Regions from separate parts of the Homo sapiens genome. Here region 1 is linked to region 2. The links are chromatin contacts, found by Hi-C in ENCODE. All regions are on one chromosome and are shown on one strand. Each heading gives the region's core, a stretch centred on a gene start or an enhancer-like site at or near the end of the contact. The rest is flanking DNA. Distances are from core to core; before and after follow the strand shown.

The links. A loop is a pair of places that touch in the nucleus more often than their neighbours do. Pooled maps may share reads with other maps.
Region 1: a loop to region 2 is called in a pooled map, with 2.8 times the contacts of the local background. The contact joins the promoter of SUZ12 here to the enhancer-like site in region 2. A Hi-C loop is called at or near these places in 4 of 50 pooled maps.

Annotation. Positions count from the first base shown.
Region 1 is chr17:31,934,829-31,939,216 of GRCh38, reverse strand. It overlaps SUZ12 (SUZ12 polycomb repressive complex 2 subunit), which reads right to left and starts at 2,210. Exons shown (of 16, transcript NM_015355.4): 1 at 1,697-2,210. The coding sequence starts at 1,970. RefSeq lists an enhancer at 1,534-2,119 and a silencer at 1,860-2,319.
Region 2 is chr17:31,306,816-31,310,987 of GRCh38, reverse strand. The region is part of intron 36 of NF1 (neurofibromin 1); the gene reads right to left. The region is part of intron 1 of EVI2B (ecotropic viral integration site 2B); the gene reads left to right. Among named protein-coding and RNA genes, the nearest start is that of EVI2B, 5.2 kb to the left of the region's middle. Within about 2 kb of position 1,252, at least 7 of the 41 ENCODE cell types and tissues checked have a DNase peak (open chromatin) inside an H3K27ac peak, as active enhancers do.

The sequences.
Region 1 (4,388 bases), core at 961-3,460, 630 kb before region 2:
TTATAATTTAAAGTTGTATCTATTTTGTTCAATATAAATATTACCTCAATACATTTTTTACACAATTGACAGGTTCACAAAACAGTCTTTCTAACGCTTAAAATGAGTTGAATTAAATTTCAAATTAGTTAAAATGTAATTTGTTATACAGGACTTAAGTCGATGAAAAATACATATACTATTATATCAGTTACATTAATGACCTATTAGTGTCACGTTAGGTCATTATACAGCAGTATCAGAATAAACCAAATAGAAATAACTATGTGAATAATTACATTCAAGTATTTAAACTTTCCAGTAAACAACTTCGAGTTGTTTTATGACCAGATCTAGCTCTTAATGACACTTGACTTCCCTGAGGTCGACTCATCAGAACGCAAATAGTTAAAACTTTCTTGGAGGATGTGTCTTAACATTCAGAAAGAACTTTTAAAATTTCCACCTAAATCTTCAATTGGTTTTATTTTAAATTAACTAAAGGGAGATGAGATACTTTAGAAGGGGTACAAACAAGTATCATTATTGTCACCACTGCCCTTCAGTTCTACATCCTATTTCCAATTAAAGCCTCTCTAGATATTTCAAAGTATACTAAGAAATACGTGAATAATGTGAATCTCTCTGAAGCAGGTTCAATATTCGTTTCCATAAAAACTGAAATTCCTTCTATTAAGTTCCAATTAGAATTTCATGAAGCACTAATGAGAGAGAATGAAGGAAGGGTATTAAACAACGTAATACGTCTTTCTAAGCACAGCTGATACCATGCCCTTAACATATGCCACAGTGAAACTGTAAATAAGGACACTGGGCGGTAGAGCCAAGTTTATTCAAGTTTCTGTAAGATTATTTAGCTATTAAAGATCACCCAAATTATAACACACAAAAGCAAAAAAGGGAACCAATCAGGATATAACATTCCTTAAAGAACAATCAGGATTATTCATAGTCACGATGTTTTTAATAAATTCTATTGTTTGTTTCCAGACACCTTGCTCTCCTTTCCAAATAAGTCAGTTTCACCTTCCAGACAGAACTTAGAAACAGAAATTGACGCAAGAAAATGTTCTGTAAGCCAGGTAGAAAAAGCAGAATTCCGGGGTCGTCTCCAGAGAAGATGCTTGACCACTCTCTGGCTCAGTTTACATATCCACAAAATGGGTGGATAGATTTGAAGGGTTTTAAGCATCCAAAGGTGCCATAGGAACCTGCAGCACCAAGTTAGCGCGAAGGCATTTCAGACTAAGGACACTTTCTTCGGTTCCACTGCACTCATCCCTTCACAGGCTTCATTTTGCCCCTCAAAAGCTACAACCGAAACCCCTGTATTTCTAGAGTCCGAAAGGCATGAAAGAAAACAAGAACCAGTCTCGGGATGTGACTGCGGCTCAGTTCAACTGCTACCTCCTCATCTAAAAGCCGCCTGCTCTGAACGTGGGGCCCCAGTCCCGAGCCTCTTGCGTCAATCTTGGGGGAGTCAAGAACCCGCCCGGACCCTCTTTTCCAGCTCTCCCAAGGCCCTGGACTCCGGATCCCCTGGAGACGTAATCTCCGAAAGGGGGACATCCCCTCAATTCCTCCCTCCACTACCACACAAGTGGACTCCCGAGGAGGAAGGGGGCCCAGCAGAGTGTCCCATCCCCGGTGTTGGCAGAGTGGGTCTTCCTGCCCTCAAAGCCTCGCACACACTCACTCTCAAAGGCCTGGAGGAAAAGCTCGTGGTCAGCCTGGACGTGCTCCATTTTCGGCTTCTTCACCGGTAACACCGCAGCCCCCGCCGCTGCCGCCGCGGAGGAGGAGGAGGAGGCCGAGTAACTGCCACCCCCTCCACAGCTCCCGCCGCCGGATTTGCCGCCCGAAGCCGTCGCCGCCGCCACCGCCGCCGAACCCCCGAAGCCGCCTCCCCCGGACCCCGCGCTGGGCCCCGAGCCGCCCCCTCCCCCACCGCCGTGCTTCTGAGGCGCCATCGCGGTTCCTGCCTCCTCCCCCCGCCAGCTACCCGCCGGGCGGCCCCGGAGAGCAAGCGCCTGCAATACCAACCGCTCGCCCCAGCAGGCTCCGGCGGACCGAGGGGGGAAGGAGGAGAGAGGGGAGGAGAGGGGAAGGGAAGGGAGGAGGAGAGGAGGGAAGGAGGGAGGAAAAAAAAAGTGTCTCCTCAGAGCCCCGCTCCGCTTCGGAGGCCGCTCACCCTACCCTGGCCTCGCTCCGCCCACTTCCCCCGCCCGGCGCTCTGATTGGCCGGCGGGAGCGCGCACCGCCGGGCCGCCCAGCCCGTTGGCCCGCGGATTCCCCCGTCAGTCACGCGGAGGCGCTTCTCGCGGAGGCGCGGCTTGGTTGGCCCGTGCGCGCTGCCGATCGCGGGCCCGGCCGCCTCTTTGAACTGAATTCGCGGGAAAATTAGGGGTCGGAGCGGCCTTCCTGCTGGCCCCGGTGCATTGTGGGGAGAGAAGGACCCAGCGAGCGGTTTAGCGAGTCTAGATCCTTAGTTTGTTGCCCCCAAACACCGTAAGAGTGGTCAGAGAGGTAAACTGGTTGAGAAGTACTTACATACACTCTTCTCTTCTTTAGGATCTATACCTTTTCAGCTCAGAAAGCTGAGAAGGAATCCGGTGTTTTGCGAGTCTTGCTTTTTTTTTTTTTTGAGACGGAGCCTCCCTCTGTCGCCCAGGCTGGAGTGCCAGTGGCGCGACTTCGTCTCCCTACAACCTGCGCCTCCCGGGTTGAAGCGATTCTCCTGCCTCAGCCTCCAGAGTAGCTGGGATTACAGGCGCTCGCCACCACGCCTGGCTAATTTTTTGTGTTTTTAGTAGAGACAGGGTTTCACCATTTTGGCCAGGCTGGTCTCGATCTCCTGACCTCGTGATCCACCTGCCTCGGCTTCCCAAAGTGCTGGGATTACAGGCGTGAGCCACCGCGCCTGGCCAGGTCTTGCTTTGAACGATAGACACATAGGCCCATTTCAGTCTTCTGGCACAGATTGGTTTGGAGTTGAGCTAATGATTTGAATTTCAGGTTGGACAAGATGATCTCTAAGGATGTTCTTCCAATTTTTATATTACGTTAAAATTTCAAAAATCCCAACCTATAAACATAGAACCATTTCATACTCTAAACAGCATTTTTTAAATGTCTACTTGGGTTCTCTATAGTTAACTGCAAAACACTGTTTACAAAACAAGTGTCTCTGGAATGGTTATTCAAGTTGTTTACAAAACTAGTTATCTTTGTAATGATTAAATACCTAAAGTACAGGTTTTATCAAAGCCTTTGCTACTTAAGAAAGTGATCTCTGCAAATGACGTATATAGTATTTGGCATTTCAGGAACACATCTGAAATTAGGTATACCTTCTTACCTGAAATAAGGAATGCCTGTTGTTAAGGACAAGCTATATTTTATATTCAGACAAAAAGTTCAGAATCCCCTCTTGTTTGTTACACTATCCTCTGTAGTCTTTTTTTTTTTTGAGACGGATTCTCGCTCTGTCACCCAGGCTGGAGTGCAAGGGCGCGATCTTGGCTCACTGCAACCTTGGCCTCCCGAGAGAAATACCAGTAAGTTCTCTTGGTAACAAAGCCACAGGCACTGCTAACACTACTATGATTTGTCACCTATTAGTAGTTGAAGGAGATGCTAAATTCTAGCTAGAGGTTAGTGTAAATAAATATATATATTTTTTGTCATTCAAGTTCTCAGACTTCCTGAAGCCTGTTCAAGTTAAGAACCTTTGTGTTATAGCAGCAAGTCTTTTTCTTTCTACTTTACTGTTAAGCTCTTGGGGCACGGATGATGGATGCTTTGGTAGCTGAGGTGTCTATCACTGTGCCTGGCATAGAATCAGGATTCATCCAATGAGTCTTGATGAATAAAGTTGGACACCAGCGCACAAATATAAATTAGGATAATAATGACTGAGTGCTTACTATGTGCCAGGCAATACTTTAAGTTTTTACAAGCTTAACATTCAATTCTCACACCAATCCTCTGAGGTAGACATTTATTAATATCTCCATTTCATAGATGAGGAAATAACAGCAAGACTTGTTAAGAAGCTTGCACAAACCGGGATTTTTAACCCAGGCAGTGTCTCTGGAGCCCTCATGCTTCACTATCATGCCAGAAAAATAAAGAGTTTTGTTTGTTGTTATTGTTGTTGTTGTTGTTTTGAGATGGAGCCTCACTCTGTGGCTCAGGCTAGAGTGCAGTGGCACAATCTCGGCTCACCGCAACCTCAGCCTCCCGGGTTCAAGTGATTCTCCTGCCTTAGCCTCCCAAGTAGCTGGGATTACAGGTGCATGCCACTATGCCTGGCTAATTTTTTGTATTTTTAGTAGAGATGGGGTTTCACCTTGTTAGCCTGGATGGTCAGGATCTCCAGACCTTGT
Region 2 (4,172 bases), core at 3-2,502:
GTGACAGAGTGAGACCCTGTCTCCAAACGGAAAAAAAAAAAAAAAAAGAACATGTCTTATACACGGGGACTCCTGCTTCACTGTAACTGTCTTTAAAATGTTTAAATTTATGTTTTTCTTTTTAAAATATTCTAAATATTCAGCAAAGAAAAAGAACCAAAATCACAGATTTAAACCTCAAAGTGCCAGCCTATAATAATGAGTAAAAACCGGCATATGAGGGCTGACAAATTTGCTTGAGCAGCAGACTAAGGGATTTCTGGAAAACTCTATATAAAACGTACACGGGTACATGGGTTCTTTGGAATAATTGCTAGGTATGCTTCTGGATAGTGTCAGGGAAAAAAAAAGGGAGAGGATGGTAAGGATACTCACAGCAGACAGGAGAGCCTGAAATGAAAGGTAAATGAATTTGAAAGGATGGTTCCTTCTGGTCCTCCATTTTAGAAAGCAAGCTCCTCTTTACTGTCTCCCTGCACTCACAAACACAGGCCAGCCACAACAGAGCAGCATTTTGCCGTTGCTTCTTTCATCTACTTCAATCATCTCCCCCCACCCCCAACTTCATTTTGCCTACTTCAATCATCTACACTGCCTTCTTGCTAATTATATAACCACTGCTTTTTTTTTCACCTGTTTATTAACTTTTCTTCTTTTCTGTATCTTCTCTAGTCAATTGACCTTCCTCTTTTCTGTTCGCTGCTTCCTAGAGTTTTTGTTTTTTCTCTTTTGTGTTATTTTGTATTTCTTTGCATTGCCTTTTATATTATTCTAAATCTCCTTTTTATTCCCCTGCCCAATATTGTTCTTTACCTACAGAAACAATGTTGGTACTTCAGGTACACACCACTTACATATTTTAAAATGTGTATGCTAAATAACCTTCCACACTGGTAGTAACGCTGGCCTCATTACCGCTGGGAAAAAAGTCAGTTTTTTCCACTACCATATTCCCTATTTATTCCTCTTTTAAATCTTTCTTCTCCTTCTCTGGACTACACTGAATTGCCATCATAGAATTCTAATACAGTTTCTAGTACTCTGATGTGGCAGATCCTAGGAGGATAAAAAGCTAACTGAAGAGTGGTAGAAAGTGTTAGGATAGGCAAAAAATGGAATTTGGTTTTAATATTGCCATAACCGTTAACTGACAAGTGAAAATCTCATACATGGAGGGTTCCACCAGCTTACTACTGACAGTAGAGGATAGGAGCCTATCAAAATTGATCTTACAAACTAACCTGGGTTTAAAATTATGTTCCTGTTTGGGCCCTGTCCTTCTCTAATGCCTTTTTCAGCTAACTGAAAAGAGGAACCGTATGGTTTCCTTATTTTAAGCAAAGTCACAAAAGAGGAAACATTTTTGGCTAAAGACAATTCATGGCTTATATTTTCTGATGCTTTGCATAGCATTAAAACAGATTTTTAAAATGAAGTTCTGAAGAGAATAACATTTTCTAAAGAAGTCCCCCCGCCTTTTTTTGTAATCTATAAGAATAATGGGTAGGAACTGCATGGATGATGACCATCCAGAGATTATTCAAATCCCTATATCTATGCCAAAAGTGTTCAAATTTTCCCTTTTAAATCTTTTGCAAAATGGATAAAAAGCAGAATTTATTAACTCAGATTTCACTGCCTCTGCTTATTTTCTGGTAGAAGTACTAGTAAAAAGCAAAAACTAAAATGGAAAGGAATCAAGAAGCCCAATACAGGTTAAATGTTTACTGTGCTCCTAATATATAAGGCATTAACTACAAAGAAATCAAAATATAAAAACATGAGGCAATAAAGGGTAGCAGAAAGAATGTATGCTTTGGAATCAGGTGGCCCTGGGTACAAACTCCCAATCTGTCACTTCGAGTGGTATAACATCAGGCAAACTGCTTAACTCATTTGACACTGTCTCTTTATCTGTAAATAAGGGATCCCTTTACCTTCCTTATAAAGTCATTTGAAGGTTCTGTGAAATAAAGTATGCAAAACTGGGATAGTACAACACATAATATGCTCTAGATAAGTATTTTTCTTTCTCCTTTCTGCCTTCTTCAAGGTTCTTTATAATCTTGTTCAAGGAAGTAGGTATAGGAAAATGTGAAAAGTAAACACAATTACTTAAGAGAATAGAAGTGTGAGTGAGATACATACATGAATTATGTAAGGAACCATAAAAACAATAAATGAGAGCTAGGGGGAATTCAGTAAATGACTGATCTGTTTGGGCTGTAGTCAGTCACAGAGAACTTGGGTTAAGAAGGGGAATTTAAACTGAGGTCTGAAAGATGAGGACAGATTCAGATATGCAGCCAGAAAGGGGAAGAGGCTAGGTCTGGAAGAAAAATAAAAAAAAAAGAACACCCTTGAGAAGGGTAAAAAACAGCATAGAAGTGTCTGTTTAGCAGGGAAAAATCGTGTGTTTAGAAAGTATGCAAGGTGGGAAAGGGATGCATTTGGCTGGATAAGAAGTTTCAGTCATGATACGTGAATCTGGACTGGTTAACTCAAGCCAGAAGGAAGAAAACTCAATTTAGAAGTTTTATCTTAACAGGCCAGGCGTGGTGGCTCATGCCTGTAATCCCAGCATTTTGGGAGGCTGAGGCGGACAGATCACTTGAGGTCAGGAGTTCGAGACCGGTCTGGACAACATGGTGAAACCCTGTCTCTACTAAAAATACAAAAATTAGCCAGGTGTGGTAGTGTATGCCTACTGTAGTCCCAGCTACTCGGGAGGATGAGGCACAAGAATCGCTTGAACCCAGGATGTAGAGGTTGCAGCGAGACAAGATCATGCCACTGCACTCCAGCCTGGGTGACAGAACGACTCTGTCTCCAAAAAAAAAAAGAAAAAGGAAGTTTTATCTTAACAGAAATTAAACCCTCAAGCAAGGCAGTAGTAACCTGATCATGCACACTTTTAAGATTAATTCAGCAGTGTGCAGGAGAGTTCAAAGGAGAACTGTTTTAAAATTCAGGCTTGAATTATTCGTATAGGGAAAAAAATCACATATCTTTTCTTCTACTAAAACAGGGCCATTTATCATCACTGTGTACCAAGTGGTAGAGGAGTAAGCAATGATATGCTGTTTAGATATGCTGAAAAGGTAATTTGTAAAACCTTTATTGCACCTTCCAACAGAACATCAAATCTCTCTAAATATAGGCTTATGAGTCAGAAGAACTATAGTTTCTAATCATGTATACCAATATCTAACACCCTAAGATTTTCTATTCCCTAATGTTAAGAGATAACCAAATAGTTGCCATTGTGTTTGATGATGTGCAAAACAAGTATATTATACCAAAAGTTGCAAATTGTCTCAGTAGAACTCTTCACTTTAGAGGAAAGGCAATTGAGAACAGGAAAGGTTAAGCAACTAGTTCTCATGGTTAGACAGGTAGTTAGATGGGAGAAGTAGAACTGAAACTTAACTCTCCAAGTTTTAGCATCTACCACATCCCAGAAAAAGCCCTATCTGCCAAACTTTCATATGTGCCTTATTTTCCTGTGCCCACATTGTTGCTCTCCCTGGCTGGAAACTTAATTAGTTTTTATAGACTTTTAAAATTCAGTTCAAGCTTTACTTCACTGAAGCCTTTCCAGGCTAGGTTAACTTCTCTGTACATCTCCTGCATACTTTTATGAGAAAGCTTATCAAATTATTGTAATTGGGCCAGGCGTGGTGGCTCACACCTGTAATCCCAGCACTTTGGGAGGCCAAGGCAGGCAGATCACCTGAGGTCAGTTCTCGAGCAGCCTGGCCAACACGGTGAAACCCCGTCTGTGCTAAAAATACAAAAATAGGCCAGGCGTGGTGATGTGTACCTGTAATCCCAGCTACTTGGAGGCTGAGAGAGGAGAATCAGTTGAACCTGGGAAGCGGAATTTGCAGTGAGCCCAGATTGTGCCACTACACTCCAGCCTGGGTGACAGAGTAAGACTGTCTTGAAAAAAAAAAAATTATTGTAATTATTTTTTAGCTTTTTTTCTTTCTTCTTTTTATTTAGAGATGGGATCTTACTATGTGGTCCATGCTGTTCTTGAACTCCTGGCCTCAAACGATCCTCCCATCTTGGCTTCCCAAAGTGCTGGGATTACAGGAATGAGCCACTACGCCTGGCCTTTACTGTTTGCTTCTATCACTAGAATCTGAAACACTTAAAGGCAGTGACTA